Linked DNA regions of Mus musculus: all the other regions are linked to region 2. A link is a loop called in an ENCODE intact Hi-C map of the cell type or tissue named here. Cell type or tissue: gastrocnemius. All regions are shown on one strand. Region 1 holds the start of Mylpf (myosin light chain, phosphorylatable, fast skeletal muscle). Region 2 holds the start of Aldoa (aldolase A, fructose-bisphosphate). Region 3 overlaps Sh2b1 (SH2B adaptor protein 1).

The links. A loop is a pair of places that touch in the nucleus more often than their neighbours do. Peaks named below come from ENCODE experiments on the same cell type or tissue, not always from the same donor. Only the 100,000 strongest peaks of a DNase experiment are listed, where the experiment ranks them.
Region 1: a loop joins it to region 2, with 5 times the contacts of the local background. A loop is called at or near these places in 3 of 42 quality-filtered maps.
Region 3: it touches region 2 in a loop (2.6-fold over the local background); 2 of 42 quality-filtered maps call a loop at or near these places.

What each region holds. Positions count from the first base shown.
Region 1 is chr7:127,211,279-127,219,278 of GRCm38, reverse strand. It overlaps Mylpf (myosin light chain, phosphorylatable, fast skeletal muscle), which reads right to left and starts at 7,671. Exons shown (of 7, transcript NM_016754.5): 1 at 7,516-7,671; 2 at 6,326-6,418; 3 at 6,039-6,114; 4 at 5,757-5,861; 5 at 5,591-5,669; 6 at 5,296-5,344; 7 at 4,992-5,188. The coding sequence starts at 7,518. The coding sequence ends at 5,084. Septin1 (septin 1) reads left to right here and starts at 834. Exons shown (of 11, transcript NM_017461.2): 1 at 834-872; 2 at 1,048-1,138; 3 at 1,222-1,308; 4 at 1,537-1,660; 5 at 2,244-2,378; 6 at 2,472-2,589; 7 at 3,310-3,411; 8 at 3,524-3,620; 9 at 3,833-3,998; 10 at 4,240-4,330; 11 at 4,435-4,837. The coding sequence starts at 870. The coding sequence ends at 4,521. In gastrocnemius, CTCF peaks have their summits at 3,837 (motif pointing left) and 5,563 (motif pointing right); DNase peaks (open chromatin) are centred at 3,855, 5,594 and 6,179; H3K4me3 peaks cover 4,836 bases; H3K27ac peaks cover 4,792 bases.
Region 2 is chr7:126,795,429-126,803,428 of GRCm38, reverse strand. Aldoa (aldolase A, fructose-bisphosphate) reads left to right here and starts at 4,175. Exons shown (of 9, transcript NM_007438.4): 1 at 4,175-4,384; 2 at 5,653-5,785; 3 at 5,881-6,092; 4 at 6,521-6,575; 5 at 6,674-6,834; 6 at 7,129-7,212; 7 at 7,305-7,479; 8 at 7,617-7,816; 9 at 7,915-8,000. The coding sequence starts at 5,674. In gastrocnemius, CTCF peaks have their summits at 3,893, 6,838 (motif pointing right) and 7,466 (motif pointing left); DNase peaks (open chromatin) are centred at 5,890, 6,848, 7,507, 7,694 and 4 more places; H3K4me3 peaks cover 7,757 bases; H3K27ac peaks cover 8,000 bases.
Region 3 is chr7:126,464,030-126,472,029 of GRCm38, reverse strand. Sh2b1 (SH2B adaptor protein 1) reads left to right here. Exons shown (of 9, transcript NM_001289541.1): 3 at 229-330; 4 at 544-635; 5 at 733-908; 6 at 2,702-2,905; 7 at 3,063-3,274; 8 at 3,389-3,610; 9 at 4,257-5,037. The coding sequence ends at 4,484. Among named protein-coding and RNA genes, the nearest start is that of Atp2a1, 5.0 kb to the right of the region's middle. In gastrocnemius, a CTCF peak has its summit at 4,567 (motif pointing right); DNase peaks (open chromatin) are centred at 4,567 and 5,107; H3K4me3 peaks cover 3,588 bases; H3K27ac peaks cover 5,355 bases.

The sequences.
Region 1 (8,000 bases), 420 kb before region 2:
CATTCTGACAACAAAGTGAGTTTGAAGCCAGCCTAGGCTTCCAGGAGATCCAGTCTCAAAAGCAAGACAGCTGTAATGGAGGTACACGTGGGCCTGGAGTCCTAGCTTTCAGGAGGCTGATTCAAGGCCTGACTGGATAGACAGCAAGACCTTTGACAGTCCTGTGTCAAAATGTCCAAAATCCATTGGGAGCTGGGAGTATAGTGGAGTTGAGCACAGCAGTACCCATGACTTGAGTTCAATCCAAGCACTAAGACCCTCAAAAAGAACCCATAGCCTGAGCCTGGAACTGTTAGTCACCTACCTCCAATTCTATCGTGGTTTTTATGTTCGCTCACACCCTGGGAACTTTTTTTTTACTTTTTGCAAATCATCTTGCTCAACTCTTATCAGACTTGCTAAGGAGAACATCTTGCTTCCTTTCTTTCTGTCCATACCCACCTCTCACCATGATGATGAGGGCCATGGTAAGTCTCATCATAAAGCCATGTGGAGAATGAAGGGGCTGAAGCTGTATATAAGGTGGCGGGAAGAGATGCATCGGGGCTTATCAATTCAGAGGGTGCCACTCTTACAGAGGACCCAAACTCAGCTCCCTCTGTCTATGCCAGGCAATGCTCAGCTCCCTGTGACTCCAGGTCCAGGGGATCCAATGCCCTGTTCTGGCCTCTACTTGTGTGCGCAAAGAATAAAATCTTTGGACTAAAAGAAAAGGGATGGGCATGGGTTCTCACCTCTCTCTAAGCAGCTCAGCTTCCTGCACTGCCCCCTCACTCCACCCCCCCCCCTTTGTTTGACACCGTTCAACTTCCTGCCCCACCAGAGGAAGTGGGGAGCAACACCAGGTGCAAGCGACAACCAGCAGAGCCATGGTGAGTTCTCGGGGGCCCAGGAATCTAGTCATTCAGGGCCAGCTCTCTCCCTCGAGGGTCCCCAGTTCAAAGTTAACCCACAGTAAGTGGCCTTACTAGCTTTTGGGCTCAGGTGGTACTGGGGCACTCCCTGCCATGTCCAAGAACCTCATATTGTCTCCCTTTACCCCCACAGGACAAGGAATATGTGGGCTTTGCTGCCCTGCCCAACCAGCTGCATCGCAAGTCTGTCAAGAAGGGGTTTGACTTCACACTCATGGTGGCAGGTCTGTGGGTTCTGGAGGGGGTGATGTACTTATGAGATCATGGCCATCCTCCTGTCTGACCAGTGGGCCTGTCCCGTACACAGGGGAGTCAGGCCTGGGGAAATCCACCCTCATCAACAGCTTGTTCCTCACCAACCTCTACGAGGATCGGCAGGTGCCAGATGCCAGTGGTAAATCTACCCCGAGTCTCCACAGGCTTCCCATCCCCACTGCTGTCCTGGCTTCCCTCTGTGCTGTCCCTGGCCTCTTCCTGTGTTATCAGGCTGCATTCTTTTTCTTTCTATCTGGGGACTTTGGTGGCCTCTGGTTTTCTCTGAGATGGTTTCCTCCCCTGAAAACACATGTGGGAATGGAGCCCTGCTTCAGAGCCCTACGCAGCCAATTCTCTGTCCCCATAGCTCGCACGGCACAAACTCTGACCATTGAGCGCCGGGGTGTGGAGATTGAGGAGGGAGGTATCAAGGTGAAGTTGACCTTGGTGGACACGCCTGGCTTTGGGGACTCTGTGGACTGCTCAGACTGGTGAGAAGGGGGAGGGGCAGGAGCTAAGCCTTTCTTCCATTATGGAAAACCAGAGGTCAGTTGTAGGGCTGGCTTGTCACAGCCCCTTGACCCAAAAGGGGGCACCTGTTTCTGGTAACAATCTAGCCCAAAGTATCCAGTGTTTCTTGTTTTGAGATAAGGTTTTTCTATGTAGCTCAGGGACCTCAAATTCACTGTGTAGCCCAGACTGGCCTGAAACTCAAAGTCCTCCTCCTGAGATTACAGGTATATATATGCATGCCTGGTTTGTTCGATGCTTTTGTTGTTGTTGTGGCTTGTTTTTGTTTTTAGCCATGGTGTCACATTAGCCCTAGCTGGCCTGGAACTCACTATGTAGGCCATGGTGGCCTCAAATGTGACAATCCTCCTGCCTCAGCTTCCTGAGTGCTGAGATTACAGGTGTGCAGCCACCACATTCTGATGTCTCATGTACTGTGGCCAGCTGTCCCTGATGGCTTTGGTTAGGAGCAAAGAAATGACTTGGGACTGCACAGTCCTGGTTAGCTTCATCTTGTCCCCTGGCCTGTGATCTCGGACTATCTATCTCCTTCCCACACACCAGCTGGCTGCCTGTGGTTCGCTTCATTGAGGAGCAGTTTGAGCAATACCTCAGGGATGAGAGTGGCTTGAACAGGAAGAACATCCAGGATTCCAGAGTCCATTGCTGCCTCTACTTCATCTCACCCTTTGGCCGAGGGTCTGGAGAGCACCCTGGGGGTGGACTGGTTGGGGAGGCTGGAGAAAGCTCAGTACTTGAAGCTGAGTCCTGACCAATAAATCCCTGAAACAGGCTCCGGCCCCTAGATGTGGCTTTCCTCCGGGCAGTGCACGAGAAAGTCAATATCATCCCGGTCATCGGTAAAGCAGACGCCCTGATGCCTAGGGAGACTCAGGCCCTCAAGCAGAAGGTATGGCTGAGGCCCCTAAGTGACAGCCAAGGCCATGATTCAACCTTGTCTGTCTGGACTTTTTTTTTAATCTTGGGGTGACCTTTTTGGGGGTGGGGTGAGGAAAGGGTTATGATCCTGCCACAAGCACCATGGCCCTAAGGGCTCAGGCTCAGAACAGACCGGTCATACAGCCCTGGAACTAGATGCTTGACTAAGAGGAAAGGGGGAGGGGCACCACAACTCAACTCCTGGGGTCTCTTTGGTTCTGCGATAGTGATGGCTGCCTGTCTCACTGTCTTCAAAGTGCTTTCCCACGGACCCACGTCCTCGGGTTTTTTTTTTTTTTTGTTTTTTTTTTGTTTTTTGTTTTTTTTTTTTTTTGTTTTTTTTTTTTTTTGGTTTTTCGAGACAGGGTTTCTCTGTATAGCCCTGGCTGTCCTGGACCTCACTTTATAGACCAGGCTGGCCTCGAACTCAGAAATCCGGCTGCCGCTGCCTCTGCCTCCCGGAGTGCTGGGATTAAAGGCGTGGGCCACCACGCCCGGCCCCCTCGTATTTTGATATTTGTCCTATCTGAGTTTCTCACCATCATGTCTCTGAGGTTTGGTTTTGGTCATCTTGTGTGGCCATTTCTCACCATTTGTCCTTCATATCGTTCTTTCTCTCTGATCACCCCATTCTATCTACCCCACTGTTTCTAGCCATGTAATGTCCGTTTCTCCTTCTATCTGCTCTGAGATCCGGGACCAGTTGAAAGAGGAGGAGATCAACATCTATCAGTTCCCAGAGTGTGACTCTGATGAGGACGAAGAATTCAAGAAGCAGAATGAAGAAATGAAGGTTTGACAGGTGGAGGTGGACAGGGGCAAGGAAGCAGGAAGTGGAGGCGAAAGCTGAGAAAGAGGATTATGCCCAGGATGAGCCAACGTGACTCCTGACTCCCGTTCTATAGGAAAACATCCCTTTCGCAGTCGTTGGGTCTTGTGAAGTGGTGAGGGATGGAACCCGACCAGTGAGGGGAAGACGCTACTCCTGGGGTACCGTGGAGGGTAAGGCCAGGCATGCTTTGAGAGCAGTAGGGAGTTCGGTCTGAATTCATACGTGAAGTTGGAGGTGGGCTCTAGTCTTGGGAGTTCCTAGAGGCCACAAGAGGGGTCCTTGGGCTGCAAATCCTGGGTTCTTCTCTAGACTAGTGAAGTACTCCCAGAGAGCAGAGCCTAAGGGTGGCGTTGAACGCAAAGCTATCTGGTCCGCCCTCTAGTGGAGAACCCACATCACTGCGATTTCCTGAACCTGAGGCGGATGTTGGTGCAGACCCACCTTCAGGACTTGAAAGAGGTGACCCACGATCTGCTCTACGAGGGCTACCGGGCTCGCTGCCTACAGAGTCTGGCTCGACCTGGGGCCCGGGATCGAGCCAGCCGCAGGTGAGAGCAGGGCTATTTTGGTGCTTCCATGGCGCCGCCGTTTGGGCAAGCCTTCCTGACTGGTCCTGCTACCCTTCTTAACTCGGCTTCCCAAATCCAACTAAGCCTCTCCCACACTGACCTTAACCTCAGGGACAAGGCCCCGCCTCCTACACTCAGAATTCGCCCCAAGGCTAGACCCACAATGTCAGACGTCAACATGTTTTCTGAACGCACACAACCTTTCCCTCTACTCTCTTAGCAAGCTTTCCCGGCAAAGTGCCACAGAGATCCCGCTGCCCATGTTGCCTCTGGCTGACACTGAAAAGTTGATTCGCGAGAAGGACGAAGAGGTGAGCAAGCACTTCTCTTTCCCTCTAATTAATGCCCTAGAACGTTTTCTAGATCCCATTTTGGCCTTGCCGGGTTCCACTGCCTGCAATCTTGCTCCGCACAGCTGCGCCGCATGCAAGAAATGCTGGAGAAGATGCAAGCCCAGATGCAGCAGAGCCAGGCTCAGGGCGAGCAATCAGATGTGCTGTGATATTCCCCAATACCGCCTGTCCTCGCCTCTGCTCACCGCTAATCGGCTATCCCATCCCCGCGCTGGACAGCCCAGCGCCCAATCCGGGGATCCAGAGGGTAGGCCTGCCCTTGCACTTAAACCAGATCCCTCCAATCCGGAAGTTTAAGGCCCATCCGACTTCGTCTTCCGCGCGGCTCTAAGAGGACCGCACTCCAAGAAAAGCCTCCCCACCACTCCTCCCCCCCCCCCCCCACCGCTCTTCCCGCGTTCCAATTGGGTTTTCCTATTCCTCCAAGTTCTCCATCTAATAAAAACTGCTTCCCGCCTTCCCCCAGCTGCCGGAGTCTTCTTCCCAGCAGGAATGGAGCTGCCCGCTGGGGGCCTCCTGGCCACTAGTCATTCCACTGTTAGCCACTCCTGTCTGTCTGGGCCGTTGTTTCAGCCTCCCACCTGAGTTTGCGCATGAACACACTGAAATTGCCACCAATAAGAAACAAAGACCAGTTGAGTTTTATTGAGGGCCAGGGTGAGAGATGGAGCGGCTACAAGCCTATCTAGGTCTTCTGAGACCTTGGGTCCCCTATTCCTGGTCCTTAGCATCACCATGTGTGATGACGTAGCAGATGTTCTTGTAGTCCACGTTGCCGCCCACGTCTGGGGGGAAGGCTGCCCACATGTTCTTGATCTGTAGGAAGACAGGAGTAGCTCTAGGACCGGTTCCCCCACTGCTTCCCTCTCTCCCACTTCCCTCCACTCGGAGTCCTCTTCCTTCCCGGGCTCTCCCCAACTCACCTCCTCCTGGGAAAATCGGTCGCACTGCGTGGTAAGCAGCTCCTCCAAGCTGAGAAGGACATTCGGGGAGGTGAGATTGGATTCATGAGTACGGTCCCCTCTCATTTCATTCCTGTTCCCACCAACCGTTCCTGAAACATGTCTGGCGCATCTCCCAAGTACTGTCTAGAATTTCTTCCCTTAGTTATTATAAAAATGTCACCCAGTCCTTACTGCTCATGCATTCTGTCAACCTGTCACCCCTAAGCAGGGATTTTTGGAAAAGACAGTAGAGCCACTAGAGGGAGCCACTCACAACTGCTTTTTGATGGTGCCCTTCCCTTCTGGGTCCAGGACCTTGAAGGCTCCAGTGATCACATCCTCCGGGTCCGCACCTGCAGGGACAGAGGACACGAGTCTAGCGCGTCCCCAAAGGTCTGGAAAGAGCAACCAGGGTCTTGGGTGGAGAACCTTTTACTCACCCTTAAGCTTTTCCCCAAACATGGTCAGGAAGACAGTGAAGTTGATGGGCCCACTGGCTTCCTTCATCATAGCGTCGAGTTCCTCATTCTTCACATTGAGACGGCCTGAATGGGGTGAGCGTTAGGGGTTGGAGTTGGGTGTTGGGGACCAGAGGTGTGCTTCTCATAAGCTTATATTAGCTCATTCATTTTTTTCATCTGGGCAGATTAAGGCCTGAAGCCACTGGATTCCCCTCCAACTCCATAGCTTTCAACATTTATAGATAGGAGTAGGGGCCTCACCCATGGCTGCAAAGGTGTCCCGAAGATCCTCTTTGTCGATAATGCCATCCCTGTTCTGATCAATTACAGTGAACGCCTGTGGAGGGGTAGGGGTGAGGACAGATGAAACCAGGAATTGGCCCAAGGCAGATCAGATTCTGGCCCTGAGCCAGCTGTCCCCCTCCACCCTTTGAAGGGAGGGGAAGGATTCTCCTCCTCCCTCAACAGGTGCACTTTCTGGGAAGGAGGGGTAGGGAGGAGGGTGGGGAGGAGGGTTGGGGAGGCTTTCCTTAGCCTCCCACTCTCACCTCCTTGAACTCCTGGATCTGAGTCTGGTCAAACATGGAGAAGACGTTGGAGCTCCCTTCCGCTCCTGCCCTTCTCTTGGCCTTCTTGGGTGCCTGTGAGGGTAAAGGTTGAACAGGGGAGTTACAGGCCAGTTCCTGTACCTCTCTCCTGGGAGCAGCAAACCAGACTTTTGTTTCTGTTAAGGACAGGGTCTCATGGAGCCCTCAGACTTGCTACTTAACAGAGGATGACCTTGGCCTGCTCACCGTGCCTCCGTCTCTAACCTTGACCGTGCGAGTTCCAGGGTTAGCGTCACGAGCAGCACATCCTATTTTATTTGGTTGCTTGTGCATGCTAGGCAGGCTACATCCTCAACCCCAACCCTGTCCCTCCCCACCCCCACCCTGAGACGTGGTCTCATGATTTAGCCCTGGGGCCTATTCTATAGACCCAGTCTTCCTTTCCTTGAACCCAGGAGATCTGCCTGCTTCTTCCTGCTGAGAATAAAGATATTCATCACCACACCCAGATTCTCCTCCTCTTTTCTTTTTGTTTTTCTTTTTTAGACTGGTCTCACTGCATAACTCAGGCTGGCCTTGAACTCCTGGACTCCTGGATTCCTACCTCTTCAGGCTTTAAAGCAGTTGAAATTACAGGCATACCCATTATGCCTGATCAGATTCAGATTCGGAGTTCTTTGAGTCCATTTTTATAGAATAACTCTTCTTTTTCTTGGCACCTCTTGGCTAAGGGGCCTCATTTTGGCTGTGTGTCTTAATTCCCAACTATAGCTCCCAGATCACTTCATCCTGACTGACAAGTGCCCTTCTCAGAATCCTCTGCCTGCCAACTTGGCGTCCATACTTGCTAGCTTAATCTACTCACTGGCCCTATCTGAACCTCTAGTTCCCACTTACAAAATGCAAGCAGGATCATCTCATTCGTCTGAGGACTTTAGGAAATGATAGAAAGGGGTGGAACAGACTTTGAACAGGTCTACCCCTACCCCTAGACATCATGGTTAGATATCTGAGCATATTATCCTTGACTGAACCTTTCAGCCCATCACTCTCCTCTGGCCCCATTCTGGTGCTAAGAGAGAGGGTTCATATTTTGCCTGTAGTTGGAATGAGAAGCAGCACCCTTTTTTTTTTTTTGAAGGGTAGGGCTATCCTGAGCTAATGCTAGGTTGGGAGGAATCTTCACTCACCATGTCTTAGATCTCCTGGGGGCAAGGCAGTAGCTCCAGATGGAAAAAGGAAGAGAATCTGCTTGGAGCAGTTCTTCTGGGGTTATATAGTCCTGCCCCGGCAGCCCTTAACATACCGTGGTAACCTTAGCCCTGTGGATACCCACCCCAGATACTAAAATAGCCCAGCTCAGGGGCCTCTCCTTTCTTGGAGGCCTGCAGCAGCTGGAGCCCAGGAAGGGAGGGGGAGGAGGCCTTGGGATGCAAGTCTCGTTAGGACCTAGGTAGGAAGGGATGTTCTTTCTCCCAAAGGGGGACTGCAGTGTGCCAGGATTCAGAGGGGCTCAGGGAAGCCCACAGTTCTGGAAGAGATGAACTAGACTTTTGAGCCCCTGAGTGGGGTGGGCACAGATCTAAACTCAGTAAGCATTTTGTGCCAATAGACAGTATGCTTGGTTTTGTGGGTTCACTTTAGCAAGCAAGCAGGCAAGTAAGCAAATGACAAC
Region 2 (8,000 bases):
CTCCTGTCACTGCGCACCAAATCTGCCCCTGACACACTGATGAGTAAGCCCTGTCTGTGTCTGTCTCAGAGATGAGGAAACTGAAGCTCAAAACATGATTTTATCAGGCGGAATTCGCATGCAGGCATTTTTGACTCTAGGGCTTAAGCACTAACCAGCCAGTAAAAACGTCTGGTCCTCCCCTGGTCCAAAGATAAACCTCACTTAAGAGCCTATAGAAACACAAGGTTAGCCCGCTACAGAGTCCTTGTTTAATGTACTTAAACAGTGGAGTTCTTCCAGAAACCTTTGCTTGTGAAAGTCAAGAAATCCATTAGCCAGTTATTAATGGCTGGACTAAACCCTTCCGTGAATGGAGCCAAGAAATGCTTTTAATACCCTCTTTTCTGAGGTAAGGGCTGTGAAGTGTTCTGGCTAGTGGCTCTGTACACAGAGTGATGGTGTGGTCTTCTAGAAACCCACACACCCGACTTGATCTCCAGAGATGCCCCCAAACCACTCTTTCTCACACACAAGAAAAACACTTCTCTCTCCCTTCCACCATTATGCCTACAGCCTTCTCCCCCGTTGGTGGTAACTCGGCCCAGGTTAGACCCCTTTCCCTGGCTGGTCTCCCCCTCCCCCACTTGCTGACAGCTGATCTCACTGGCCATCTGACACCGTACCCCGAAACCTCAGCTGTTGGAAAGGTCATTTCCCTATTCCTGGCTTGGCCCTGGTCTCTGATTGAACTGTGCAACTGTGGCTGTCACTAGCTTTGCTCGTGGCCTTAAGGAGCCAGTGTCTGTCACACAGCCACGCCGGGTATGTCCACTCCAGGGCCTTGGCCTGCCTCCCATCCATGTCTGGGGCAGCTGTAGATCATTTCTGTCTCGGGTTAGAGGAGCCGTGGGCTACAGGGGTGAATGCTCCTATGTCTCAGGACATTATGTCCATGAGACAGACAGACAGACAGACAGACAGAAGAGGCCTTCTTCTGCCTTTGCCTAAGGAGAGTAAAGTGATATGCTTAGGTTAGTTCATGTGGTCACACTCTCTGTGTCTCAGGCACCTGCTGAGCATAAATCTCATACTAAACAGAGCACTAGGCCAATGATCCTTGCTTTTGAAGCCTTAGAATGAAGCCAGCATTCCTGGCCTTGGGAGGGCAGGCACGGGAGACTCCAAGGCCTGGGGAAAGCAACTCTAGTCCAAACCAGTTTCTCTTGCTGGTTGTAGTCTTTTGGGCAAACCACTGAGTTTCTATCTCATTATTTTGTGATGAGCCCCCCACGAGTGTGACCCCCATTCAAGGTGGCTCAGAAGCAGAGTGCTTGCCTTGTGTTTGTGACATCCCAAGTTCAATTCATCACTGAGGAAACCCCTCCCTTTAAGATTTATCTTATCTCTGAACGTTTTGCCCGATTGTATGACTCGTATGTATCTGAGGAAGTCAGAAGAAAATGTCAGATCCCCAGGATCTTGGGATCTGGAGTCGTGATGGCTGTGAGTCACTGTATATATGTGCTGGGAGCTGAACTCAGGTCCTCTGGAAGAACAGCCATTGCTCTTAACCACTGAGCCATGGTCCGGACACCTGGCTTAGACAGGGTCCCTTTCTGTCAGTGGTTCTCAACCTGTGGGTTATGGCCCTTTGTGGGGGTGGAGGTGGGTATTAACTTATACAGGGCTGACCTAAGGTTATAAAAACCCAGATATTTATGATTCATAACAGCAAAATTACAGGTGTAAAGTAGCAACAAAAATTCTTTTTTGGTTGGGAGTCACCACAACATGGGGAACTGTATTAAAAGGTAGCATTAGGAAGGTTGGGAACCACTGCTCTGCGTAGCCCTGGCTATCCTAGAACTCAAATAGTAGATCAGGCTGGTCCAAACTCACAGAGATCTATCTCTGCCAGCGTCAGCACTAGGAAGTGAGTAAATTCCATGATAGCCAGGCCATACAGTGAAACCCTGTCTCAAAACAGGACAAGAGGAACCCCAGTACTTAGTAGGTTGAAGTAAGGATTGTCATTTTTTTTGAGGCCAGCTTGGGTTTCATGGCTCTTGACTAGTCTGAGCTGTAGAGGGAGAGCCTGTCTCACGAGGAACGTTAGGAGGAGATATTATAGTTTGGTTTCATGCCAGCAAGAAAGTCCAAAGCCCAGAAATTATCTTCATGAGGATTGAAACATGTTTCTGGTCCTGACTTCCTCTAGGTTGCATAGGGCTTTGAGAGTATAGTATACCTACTATGTGCGCATACACACACGCGCGCGCGCGCGCACGCGCGCGCGCACACACACAGGACCCAGTGGGACAGATACTTTATCACTGCTGCTGTTCAGCATGGAGGGTGCTTCCTTTCCAGTGCTTTGTCTCTCCGTCCCACTGGGCTGGTGGGTGGGTGCTCCTCAGCCCCTCTGCTTACCCACCTCTCTCTTCTCCTTTAGGGTTGGGCCCCTCGATGCCCTGGCTGCTGCCCACTGTGTGACTGTGCCTGTGCCTGCCAGCTCCCAGACTGCCAGAGCCTCAACTGCCTCTGTTTCGAGATCAAGCTCAGATGAAAGATGGGGCTGGGGACGTTGTTCTTTGGGGAGTGGCCAGTCCCCAGGGCCCCCTCTATGATCCTCAGGACATCATTACTGGAGCTACTGCACTGGAGCTATGGATGGCAGGCCCAGCCTAATTACCTGGGAACCTTGAGTTCTCTGAAAGGCAGGATTCTGAGAGCCCTTGGACCGCTGAAAAGGGCCTGATGCTCTGGCCAGTGCCCCTGCCTTTCTTCCTCTCCCTTCCCTGATAAACTATTGTATGTGAGGGTGAGGATGCAGGACATTGCTCACCCAGGCAACAGTGTGGGAGGTTTCTGCCAACCTGGACTATCAGGATAAAGGGATGGCCAGCCACACCCTGCCTTTAGACTCCTGGTTATTTTAAGAGGTGAGTATCCTGCCTGCATCTGCTCTCCTTTGGAAAAAAAAAAAAAGTACAACCACCAGCAGGCACCAGAGTCAAGGGAGGAGGGAACCAGAGGAGGCAGTGGGAGGCAATATCTAGATGTTTTCCCTTCTTGTTCTGCCTTACAGATCCTGGACCTGAGACTGATTTCTTGACTAATTTCACTGTATTTCCAAGGAAGAGGTTCCTCTAAAGACCGGTGAGTGAGCAGTGGCACCTCCTCCTCTCAAGGCAAACCAAAGCTGCCTCTTCTTCACCCCCCACGCAGGGATGAATGTCAGGAGCCTCAGGTTTCCCTAAATATAGGTCCCGGCCGCGGGATTCGTGGTGGGGAAAGGGCAGGGGTTACCGAGAAGGTCTGGGACACTGGTGCGGGGGTGTGTAGGGGAGGGGTGGGGAGTAGGAGCTGCCTTAAAACCCAGCCCTGGACTGCCGGGCTCACTCTCTGCTGACCGGGCTCTGCGGCTTCTGTCACTGCGCCACAGGTGGGCCGCTATCCGGATTGCAGGATGGGAATGGGGGTTGCGGATTGGGACCTGAGGAAACTGAGTGCTCTGAGAGTTACAGGGTGACAAGAGAGCTCCGAGACGGATTTTTTTATTTTGGAGAAGGAAATCAGGTTCGGGAAAGACCTGTCTGGCTTGGGCCAGTCCTTGTCGGTCATTTCCTCAAACTGGGTGTGTTTAGCTCGCGGGTGGTGCCTCCCGCCAATCTGCTAGGCAACGCCAGGCCTGGATACGCCACTCAGTTCCGATGTGGCCGGCACACTAGTTCTGGGAGGTTTTGCCTGCGTACCATGTCAGCTGCGCCGTGCTCTGGCCAGGGAGAGATGGAACGCGCCCTGCATTTTAGTCAAGCGACGAAGCAGGCAGGCAGGGAGGCTCCGAAGCTCTGCGTTCTTAGCAGTGACGTCAGGCTGCAACTACACAGCCGGAAGCCAGGGGTCTTGGAGGAGAGGCCAGCCACCATCTCACTCTGACCCCCTCCCTACTCTTCGCCAACCCACATTCCGGCTGAGTCACGATGTTCGCGCGCGCGCCAGGCAGGGGTTGGGGGGGGGGGTGTTGGGGGGGGGGGCCTGGTGACCTGCGGGATGTGGCTCGAGTCACGTCCTAGCGGGGCGGAGGAGGGATCGTGTTCTAGCCGCTTGTCTCCTCCCCAGTGCCGCCTCCTATCGGAGCATCTTGGGGCGGTGCTGCGCACAGTGCCCACCTTCAATTGGACGGTTCCCGTCCCTGCAAGGGAAAAAACCTGCAGAGGGCGGAGCGGCGCCTTTAAATGTCCGGGGCCCCGCCTCCCGTCCCCCCCAACCCAGCTGAATAGGCTGCGTTCTCTTGGAACGCGCAGCAGAACGAGGTTCTGGTGACCCTAGCCGCGTTCGCTCCTTAGTCCTTTCGCCTACCCACCGGCGTACCAGGCAGACCCACCCCGTCCTGTGCCAGGTGAGCGCCATTTGACACGTGCTCGGGGAAGGGTCTATGGGGTTAGGATCTTGGGCCGGTGGCGGGCAGTGCAGAGCCGTCTTCCCCACGGCCCCTCACTTCTCCTTTTTCTACCCCCACGCTTGCCCCCAGCCCGGGTTCTCCGGCCTGCGCCCTGGCGGTTCGCTGCGCCACGCAGCAACTCAGCGCGCTGAGTCATGCCGGGGGAGGAAGCAAGATGAGGTGGAAAAACAGACCCCTCTTTATTTTTGCAAAAACTCTCCGCTATGCAAAGCATCAGGGTCCCATTTCCTATTCAAGAGATCTCAAGAAGCGATGGGGAGACGGGGGCGATCGGCTCTTACACCGTCTCAGGATTTACGCGATGGGGTGGAGGAAATTGGTTTCCTTTCGGGGGAGCCCCAGGAGAGAAGGCTAAACTCCTCAGCTGCAGTACTCTGTTGCCCATTAACACTTTACTATCTTTCCTTATCTGTGACCTTGATTCTGAGTCTGGAACCGCTGTAGCGTAGAAGTGCACGTGCCTCGTACATCCTTTCCCTCCCCTTCTAACAGTATGGAGGCAAAGGTTTCGTTCTACCTGGGCTCCATAGCCCCTTTTCTGTGCTTCTGATGGCCCTGTGTTTTTCCTAATAATTAATCCTTTTCCTCGAGCTCCTCCCCCGCAACCATCACGAAGAGAGAAGCCTGACCTTGGGGTGTCCTTGAAGCCTGGGCCGGCCCTGGGTGGATTAGAAGGGGCCCCCCCACCTCAGTCGGGAAATCTTGGTTCTCTCTTAACTCTCGCCTTTGGGTTGCTATGTGGCTTTGAGCACAGATCATTTCTTTCTTGGGCTCTTTCAGATGAGGGTATTAGGCTCTCTGCCCTATTCGTGATCCTTAAATTCTAAAATATTCCCGGTTCAATTTTGTTTCTAGGCAAGGTGACCCATGGCAACGCGCAGGCCAGATGGGTCCAGCTTCAACATGACCCGCCTGTCCCTGGCTCTGGCTTTTTCCTTTCCCCCAGTTGCCAGTGAGCAACCCCACTCTGAGCTGGGCAACACCCAGCAACAGACAGAGTTAGGAAAGGTACAGGAAGAGGCAGGTCTAGTATAGGGAAGTCGGGAGTAGGGGAGAGCTCTGGGACAGGAAGTATCCCAGGACCCTCAGGGAGTGGGGCAGGGGAGGTGGGGGCTAGTGCCCTGGCCTCCAGGGAAGCTTTGTTACCGGGGAGACCATGGGATGGTCCAACTAAGCGCTGGTCTCTGTCTGCCTCCCTCACCCAGGAAAGCACTGCCACCGGCACCATGCCCCACCCATACCCAGCACTGACCCCGGAGCAGAAGAAGGAGCTGTCTGACATCGCTCACCGCATTGTGGCTCCGGGCAAGGGCATCCTGGCTGCAGATGAGTCCACCGGTGCGGTACAGGCAGAAGAAAGGGGGAGGAGGGACCCAAGGTTGGAGCTAGCAGGCTGATCCCCTTATCTCCCCACATGACCCTCCTCCCTTCAGGAAGCATTGCCAAGCGCCTGCAGTCCATTGGCACCGAGAACACCGAGGAGAACAGGCGCTTCTACCGCCAGCTGCTGCTGACTGCAGACGACCGTGTGAATCCCTGCATTGGGGGGGTGATCCTCTTCCACGAGACACTGTACCAGAAGGCAGATGATGGACGTCCCTTCCCCCAAGTTATCAAGTCCAAGGGTGGTGTTGTGGGCATTAAGGTAAGAGGGCAGACTCTGGGGGGGGGGTAAGATTAGAGGTGGATCTGGAGAAAGGGATTAATAGGTAGGGAGGGGGTGAATATTGGGCTAGCAGGCCTAGAGACTCAGGTGTGGATGTATTCAGCATAATTTTTTGTCAGTGTTTGGGGTGAACTTAGGTCCTTGTGCATGTTAGGCAAGCGCTCTGTTGCCAACTTAATGGTTTCCCTGTGATACAAGAAGGTGATTTCATGGTGAAGAAGTGAAAAGGTTTTCTCAGTGTGCAGTAGCACCAGGTCCCTCTAGTCCAGTTAACATTTCTCTCAAATAATACACATCTTTTCTCATAAATATTTGCAAGCCATGAGAGGCTACAGTGAAAGGTGAAGTTTGGGCTGGGTAGAGGAGACAGGGGCCATAAAGCTGACTGCTGGTCTCCTCCCTGGCAGGTAGATAAGGGTGTGGTGCCCCTGGCAGGAACCAATGGCGAGACAACTACCCAGGGTAAGAATGATCTGCCTGCCTCCTTCCCTTCTCCACCAGCTCATCAGAGTTCCAGAGTGAGTCTGATCAAAAGCCTTCTCTTTATTCTTCCCCTTCAGGGCTGGATGGGCTGTCTGAACGCTGTGCCCAGTATAAGAAGGATGGAGCCGACTTTGCCAAGTGGCGCTGTGTGCTAAAGATTGGGGAACATACTCCCTCGGCCCTGGCCATCATGGAAAATGCCAATGTTCTGGCCCGTTATGCCAGCATCTGCCAGCAGGTGGGATTGGACTACTTCCTAACACATTGATGCAGTGTGGGCTAGCTTTCTGTCTATCTGCCAGGATATCTGCCTCCCTCAGAGCAGCTGCTCTCAATACCCGCTGTGCGTCAGGCTCTTGAGTGGAGGCCCTCTGCAATGTAGAGGTGGCAACAGGTGTACAGGCAGATTGATAGGATTGCTTGTCCCCTGTAATCTGCTGAGGCCTTTGAAGCCTGGGTCTCTGTCATCAAGTTAATGGTGAGGAGGCTCCTAGTCAGGAGGCCTTGCCTCATTACCCTGTCCCTCCCACAGAATGGCATTGTACCCATTGTGGAGCCTGAAATTCTCCCTGATGGGGACCATGACTTGAAGCGCTGCCAGTATGTTACTGAGAAGGTAGGTTGCCCATCTGCTTGGTTAGGATAATGTGGTGGGCTGGGCCCCGCTGAGGTAATCCCTGTTTTCCACCTTTCCCTGCTGTGTTCCAGGTCCTGGCGGCTGTCTACAAGGCTCTGAGCGACCACCATGTCTATCTGGAAGGCACATTGCTGAAGCCCAACATGGTCACCCCTGGCCATGCTTGCACCCAGAAATTTTCCAATGAGGAGATTGCCATGGCAACGGTCACAGCACTTCGTCGCACAGTGCCCCCTGCTGTCACTGGTGAGGCCCACTCCCTCATCTTGGCCTGGTGAGGTGGATGCACCATCACATTTGACTTTGTCCAGGGTGACGCCTCATGGCTTTTCCTGCTCCGCATCTCTAATGCAGGTCCCTTTCCTTCTGTGCTTGTTCTCCAGGGGTCACTTTCCTGTCTGGAGGGCAGAGTGAGGAAGAGGCATCCATCAACCTCAATGCTATCAACAAGTGCCCCCTGCTGAAGCCATGGGCCTTGACTTTCTCCTATGGTCGAGCCCTGCAGGCCTCTGCTCTAAAGGCCTGGGGTGGGAAGAAGGAGAACCTGAAGGCAGCCCAGGAGGAGTACATCAAGCGCGCCCTGGTAAGGCAGGCAGGCAGGCGTGGAAGTGTGAACAGGTGCCTGGGCGGGGTGGGGAGGGACTCAAGAAGAGAATTCCTCTGATTCCTCTTCCCTTTTAGGCCAACAGCCTCGCTTGTCAAGGAAAGTATACCCCAAGTGGCCAGTCTGGAGCCGCAGCCAGTGAATCTCTCTTCATCTCTAACCA
Region 3 (8,000 bases), 330 kb after region 2:
GAGAGGAGGCTCAGCTCTGCAGATAGCTGTGGGGTTACTAACCCACATACACAATATTGCTGTCCTGGGTTCAGTGCTAACTGTGGGCTCTCAGTTGCCATGGGGGGATCTGAGACCAAAGAACTATTACTTTTTCACCTTACCTAGGAAGGAAGGGTAGGTGAATGGAGGGAGATACAGTTAGATTTGACACACCAAAAACTGATTCTTCTTCCCTTTCCCGCGTAGGCGTCCCGACCCCGTCTCAGCATTCCCTGCTCTACTATTACTGATGTCCGCACAGCCACAGCCCTAGAGATGCCTGACAGGGAGAACACGTTTGTGGTTAAGGTAGGAACCCCAAGCTCTGTCCCCAGAGAGTACCTGTGCTTGAGAAAATGCTCTTGATAGACTTAGGCACATATCTTCAGCAGCAGGATGAGTATATGTCGGGGGCTTTGAGTCTTCCTGGGGCTGTGGTTTCTTGTTTTCCTCAGGGTTGGATGTGGCCTGTAGGCCTCCTACCCACTGCCCTTGCTAAAGCTCCACCTCTTGGCCCTGTAGGTAGAAGGCCCTTCAGAGTACATCCTGGAGACAAGTGATGCGCTTCATGTGAAGGCCTGGGTGTCTGACATCCAGGAATGCCTAAGCCCCGGGTAAGAAGCCTGCCTCTTTCTGAGGGATCTGGACGTGGTATGGCACCTCTGTCTCTCCTGGTGACTTTCCCCAGCGCCATTTTCCCTGTCTTTGTAGACCCTGTCCTGCTATCAGCCCCCGTCCCATGACCCTTCCCCTGGCCCCTGGGACCTCCTTCTTCACAAAGGATAACACAGACAGCCTGGAGTTGCCCTGCCTGAATCATTCAGAGAGTCTGCCTAGCCAGGATCTGCTGCTGGGACCCAGCGAGAGTAACGACCGCCTGTCGCAGGGTAAGGTCGAGCCCGTGTGAGCTGCTGGGCCAGCTCTGTTCCCTAGCTGCTCTACCTATGACCTACTGACTGCTTGTCTTTTGTCTCTGAACATACCATGAACTCTTAAGTCACAGTTTGCCATTTAAAATCATTACAGTGACCACCCTGCATGGCCCCATAACCAACCTTTCACACTCAGCTCTGTTACCTTTTTTTTCATAAGCCACCTTCCAGTAGGCCACCACTCTGTCTAGAATGAAGTAATGGTTTTCTTGAGCAGGCTTCCAGAGTACTTAGTGGACATCTTTGTTTCAGTCTTGTCATGTATCTCAGCATATGTCAGTGGCCTTTGTACCTCCTGTCTGTCTGTCTGTCTGTCTGTCTTTCTTTCTTTCTTTCTTTCTTTCTTTCTTTCTTTCTTTCTTTCTTTCGTTTCCTTTCCTTTCCTTTCCTTTCCTTTCGTTTTTCGAGACAGGGTTTCTCTGTAGCCCTGGCTGTTCTGGAACTCACTTTGTAGACCAGGCCGGCCTCAAACTCAGAAATCCGCCTGCCTCTGCCTTCCAAGTGCGCACCTCCTCTTTCATCCTGATCAAACACTGACACATGCAGAAAAATATCTGTCTGGCTCAGCTCACCTTGTAGACTGCCTCTATTCTACCCTTTTCTCCTGACCATTGGCTCTTGAGTTTTGGCTTCATAGTGCCTGGCACAAGGGCTGCGTTCAGTCAACAAGAAAGTTATTACAGACTGGATTGTTAGAGCTAGCATAGACCTTACATCAGATTGCAAGTAACCGAGACCACAGGGAGGAAATGGATTTCCTGAGTTTGCCGACAAAGACGTGCTGCTGTGCTAATCTAGGTTCTGACGTGGCTGTTTTCTAAGCAGTGTGGTGATGTGTCTGCTGGTCTAGGCCTGATGTTTGACAGATGCTCAGTCAGGCTCTAGTGTATCGCTGGCTGCATGCTAGGCTCTGGGGTGGATGGGGAACTCAGGTATTTCAAGTGGGCTCTTTGGTCTCCATGGGTTAACTCTAACTGAATTGGTAAGACATTATTCCTAATAAAAAGCAGGTTTCTAAGGGGGGGGGGGGTGGTCTGCTTAGTGTCTTCTGAGCATTCCTAGCAGGGCGCATCATGGGAACTCAGGAGGAAGAGAACAAGGGAGATGAAACTGACAGAATGTTGTACCGAGGTGAGAGATGAGAGTAGCTTCAAGGGCCAGGAACCTTATTGAGAGCTGACATGGGAGTGAGCACCAGGATGCTTGGAAAGGGAAGAACGCAGGTGAAAGTCACGTGACTCTGGCCTGAAGGGGAAGGCTCCTGCTAGGCAATCACAAGATGACAGTCACTGGAGCGTGTTCCCAAGTCTTCTGTTGCTGTAGGCTGACCTGCAAGCTGTAGCCTCAGTCTTCGGAGGCCCTCGGTACAGGAATGGACCTCCTGACATTTTTGATGTGCTTCAAGATGATAGTTCTAGTCTAAAAGAGACAGAGGGCTCCTTTCTAATGTGGACATTTTTCAGGGCTTCTATCCCTACCCCACCAACCTTTGCAATAATCTTTCAGCTGTTGATTCAGAAAAGACATAGGCACATTTGGATTCTAGGACCTCCTCGAAATAACCCTGGTCCCTCAGCCGTACAAGCAGTGTAAGTCAGAACCATCGTGACAATCCATCAGGGTCGCTCCTCCAGAGGCACGGGGGCTGGGCACGCAAGTGGACAGCCAATGGGGAGATGGCAGGAGCCCAGGCCTGCAGGAGCAGAACCTGTGTCATTCTCAAGTTTGGTCCCTCTGTTTTCTTTCAGGAGCTTATGGGGGCCTCTCAGACCGGCCATCGGCGTCCTTCTCCCCTAGTTCTGCCTCCATTGCTGCCTCCCATTTTGATTCGATGGAACTGCTTCCTCCAGAATTGCCTCCTCGAATTCCCATTGAGGAGGGGCCTCCAGCAGGGACAGTTCATCCCCTCTCTACCCCCTACCCTCCCCTGGATACTCCAGAAGCAGCCACAGGTATTGGGTGCATGTGTATTTGTGTCTGGTTTGTGATCCTGTATTGGAACTGGAGGGATCAAGCCGGGGAAGAACCAGTGACCTGGTGTCTCAAGGGGAAAACTGGGCTAGGGAGAGGCCTCTGACACCTGCTTTTCCCTCTCTCTCCTTCCTGAAGGATCGTTCCTGTTCCAAGGGGAGTCAGAGGGGGGTGAGGGGGATCAGCCCCTCTCAGGCTATCCTTGGTTCCACGGCATGCTCTCTCGACTCAAAGCTGCCCAGTTAGTGTTAGAAGGAGGCACTGGCTCCCATGGTGTCTTCTTGGTACGCCAGAGTGAGACAAGGCGTGGTGAATATGTCCTCACTTTCAACTTCCAGGGCAAGGCCAAGGTGAGTGGCCCTGAAGGAGAATCTGGGGATCTGGGGATCCCATTGTGCAGGGGAGGAAGGATGTCTAACTGACAGGGACTTTAACTCCCACCTCACTTGTCATCCTGCCCTCAGCACCTGCGCTTGTCACTAAATGAGGAGGGACAGTGCCGGGTCCAACATCTGTGGTTCCAGTCCATTTTCGATATGCTTGAGCACTTCCGGGTGCACCCCATCCCTCTGGAGTCTGGAGGCTCCAGTGATGTTGTCCTTGTCAGCTATGTGCCCTCCCAGCGGCAGCAGGGTGAGCAGAGCAGGTCTGCAGGGGAGGAGGTGCCCGTGCACCCAAGAAGTGAGGTGTGTGTGCCAGGAAGACGGGGTTGGGGGGGTGGAGGAAAGGCCCTGTTAGTGGGGAGCAGGGCAGTCAGGTACCTGGGCAGGGACCTAGAAGGGAAGCAGAAGGCTGACAGGATGCAGGCAGAGGCTCCTCTTGGGGCAGGGGCAGTGGAGAGCTGGGTGCTGCATTCCCATTCCATTGGACCCTCCGCGCCATCATTGTCTGTCTCCTGGACCCATCCTCCTCGGCCTTGTCTTTGGCCTTTTGGGGGATTCATGGCCTGATCCCCTCCTTCCTCCCTTGATGTCTGATGTCCCTGTCTGATCTCTCACTTTCCCCCACCCACCATCCCATCTGTCCCCACGTTGCCCCTCCCCTCCCCTCCCCCAGGCCGGGAGCAGGCTGGGAGCCATGCAGGGGTGTGCGAGGGCGACCGATGCTACCCCGATGCCTCCTCCACCCTCCTGCCCTTCGGAGCGAGTGACTGTGTGTAAGTGTGGTCCTCTCACCACCGCCCATGATTCATCTTCCATGGAGGGGGGTTGCTCAGGAGATGGGACATGGGGGAGATAGCACATGGCTCCTTGGGGAGGACAAGCAAAGGGGAGGTCACCATAAGAACTCACTTCCTTCCACAAGCAATGTCTTCTCACCATTCTTATCCAGAACGGAGCACCTCCCGTGACCCAGCCCAGCCCTCTGAACCCCCTCCATGGACAGATCCCCCACATCCTGGGGCAGAAGAGGCGTCGGGGGCGCCAGAAGTTGCGGCAGCCACAGCCGCAGCAGCCAAAGAGAGGCAAGAGAAAGAGAAAGCGGGCAGTGGAGGGGTCCAGGAAGAGCTGGTCCCCGTGGCTGAGCTGGTCCCCATGGTTGAATTGGAAGAGGCCATAGCACCAGGCACTGAGGCTCAGGGTGGTGCTGGCTCTAGTGGGGACTTGGAGGTGTCCCTAATGGTACAGCTCCAGCAGCTACCACTAGGGGGCAACGGAGAAGAAGGGGGTCACCCCCGAGCCATTAATAATCAGTACTCATTTGTGTGAGATACCTGCCCACCCTCCATTTTCCTGCTCCCAGCCTTAAGTTGTGAGACTGAGCTGGGTAGGAACACAGAGGAAAGTGGGAGTCCCCTCCCTACATGCTTCCTGACCCTTGTCAGCCAAGGGTGTGTATGTTGGTACAAGTTGAGGTTCATGAGCCCTGTTAAGTCCCCAGTTACTACACACTACAGGTGCCCTTGCCCCAGGCCAAGGACTTGGGCTCCGTTACCTCCCTGAGGGGCTCTTATGGTCAGCCCCATCCCTGGGGGCTGTTTCCCCACTAATAACCCCCAACCCAACCAAGGGTGAGGGGGAAGGGCTGTCAGTTATATTAAGGTTGTTGTTGTTGTTTTAAACAAAATGGAAAAGCATAAATAAATAAAGGGTTTATCTCAGTTCCATCATGATGGCTGTGGCTGATATTTGGAGTAGGACCTGGGATGGGCGGATAAAGCTGTCTCTTGAGCTCAGGCCAAAGAGCTGGCCTGGGTCCAGGCCTTTTCATCCTCTAGTCAAGGCCTTCAGAACCACCTCTCTGCTCCGGTCCCCTTGGTTTGCTGAGTGCTTCAATGTAGAGCTCAGCAGTACTTTTGTGGGTTCCAGCATGTTCTGTTTTCAGGGTGATGGTATCTCTTAAGACGGTGTCTTATGTAACCTAAACGTACGATCTTCCTGCTTCAGCTGCCTGTGTGCTGAAGGAATTATACTGCCACGCCCTGCCAGTCTGTTCTTTTATTGGGACAAGATAGTGAAAGATGGGGTCACCAAAGGCCTTTACTTCACTGAATTGTTTTGAGTGAAACTCTTACCGTAGGAATGAAGCAGGCAGGAAATGCTGAAGTCGCAGGGCTGGGGAAGATTGACTGTAGCGGTGCAGTCTACAGAGGGGCCCAGGACCAGGACTGTCCTGGCTGTGAGGCCTGCTGCTGCCTCGTTTGCTGTATGAAGCTAAAGGCAAGGCAAGCGACTCTGGGCCCTGACAGCCTCTGTGTCATGTGACGTTTCAGCTTAGTTGGTGCTGCAGACATGTTTTGGCCTAATTGTTTCTGTCTGACTTAAATACTCGTCTCGAGGCTTCCCTCGAGAGTCTCAAGTTCCAGTTGCCTGGGTCCAGTTCTGCACATTCCCTGTCCCTACTACCCCGCTCCTCTGAGGTCCGAGCTGTTGGTTGGCATGGAGTGACTGATCACTACCATCAAACTCCCATTTTTAAATACAGACCCTGTCCTAAACACATCTTTCTGCACTGCATCTGTGTTTTCCAACGGGGGTGTCCTGGCTTCCCAGCTTAGGGGTGGGATATGTGTGTGTGTGTGTGTGTGTGTGTGTGTGTGTGTGTGTGTGTGTGTGTGTGTGTGTGTGAATGTGAGGCAAGCAGGATCTGATGACTCCCACCTACTGTGTTTCCCCCTGCCACCTTCCAGTGTCACTCTCCTCCCCTGGGAAAGTGGAACAGCCGATCTTCTGTCCCTCAGCTTCTGCCCCACCTCCAGGAGGCCCTACCCACGCTCATGACCTTGCTATTCTGGGCCTGTGTTAGTTCTGTGAGGAGACGGACAGGAGACAGCTGAGCTCACGGGCTACCGAGGATGGGGGTTGACTGGGGGAAGCCTGCTGGCTCTTACTTTACATCATCCCTGGAGCTCCCCAAATCGTGGCCTTGACTAGGGATTGAATTGGCCCTGTTGTGGAGGTTGGGTGGAAGGCAGCTGGAGACCTCGGTGCTGTGTTCTCCAAGTGAGATTGTTGGAGCTAGCCAATGGCCAGTGAGGGTTGTAGCACCTCTGTGGGAAGGCCTGATCCCCTCCTAATCTCATGGCAACTGGTGTTCAAGGGCTCCCCTCCCCCCATGCCTTGCCACCTTCAGGGACTTGCCATCCTGAGGTGGGCAAAAAGATACCCCTAGACTAACCTGTTCTGGCTAGATCTTCTAGGAGACAGTGAGACCCCCCTCCCCCCAGTAAGTCTTGTATGTGGAACTTGGGAGTGGGCCAGGCTCTGTTCTCATGCCTCTCAGAGCCAGGCCTTCCCTCAGTCTCAGAACTCAGGAGCAAGGACACCATCAGTCTTGGTGCCTTGGGAAGTAGTCTGTGAAATGACCTCATCTGCTCTTTCCCACCCCAGGTCAAAAGTGTTGTCCTGCAGCTCTAGGCCTCTGGGCCGGTAGCTTTCTCTCTCCAGCCTTCATTTATCTCTCTGGGAAGCTGGGAGAGGTAGAACCGAGTAACCTCAGAGAGCCTCTTTGGCAGGAGTGTCCTGTAAAGCCTGCCTTCTTTCCTCACTCAACTGCTTTGAAGCTCAGTGTCCCTGCTCCCGCTCGCTCTCCATGTTTGGGCATTCCTGCTGCTGGAAGCCTGTACCCCTGTCACTCCTCCAGGTGCTGCTGGGGGGAAGCCAGCTAGGGCCTGAGCCATCATGGCTGCTGAGCCTGCCTCTGGCCCCAGATGGAGGGTCCTGGGCCAGGCAGAAATGCCTGTTTATGTGACCCCTAGATTCTCACTCATTGTCTAAGCCCTACCACCTCGGGTCACAGCAGGACTCTACCTCGAGGGAGGGGTTTGTGGGAACTGTGAAAAGAGGGTGGGAAGGAACACCTTGTCCTGACTTCACCCCTCCCCCAAGTCTGGGCAGAAGGCAGGATGAATCCGAGGCTCAGCCCTTCATTTCTATCTCTCGGTGTTGGCCAGTGGTCACCCCAACAAGTGGGGCTTCTTTTTGTTCTGTGGGCTCTGCTGCCTTATCATTCTGTCTGTGCACTGGAGCCCTTGTGTGGGACCTGCTCCTTGGTTCTTTCAGGGAAACTGAGGCCTGGGTAGAGGTGGGACCTGTGTTCCAGGGCTACAGTGCTGCTGGTCCTCACTGACCTTTCTATCTCTAGTCCCATGGAAACTTTACTGCCTCAGTTTCCCCCTGCTTGCAGCCTGGCCCATATACCCCGGCTGCTCCTCCTCCAGCAGCTGCTTGGGTGGAAATCAAAAGATACCCCAATGATGAAGCGGGTGGGGAAGGGTGGCTCAGAGCAGCTGCTCTTTGGAGGAAGCTGACACCCAGGCCAGGCCAGCCCTTCAGCAACAACTTGTGGCTTTGCACCCAGCCTCTGGGGCCCCGCCCACAGGACTGCCACTGCCCGAACCCTGCTGTTTCTTTTCCCTCTTCTCTTTGGGCTTAGGAAGTCTGTGCTCTTTGCTCCCAACTCTGTTCTGTCCCCTTTTCTCCATACCTTCTCCCCTCCCTTCCAGAGCCTCTGCTTCATCCAGCCTCAGGGGTCCTGCTCTCAGTCACTGGCTTGGGGCTGGCCCAGCTCCAGAGCACTCCTGCCAGCCCTGATCCCCATTCCCTCTGTGAGCTGTTGCATCAGGGTGAGAGTTTC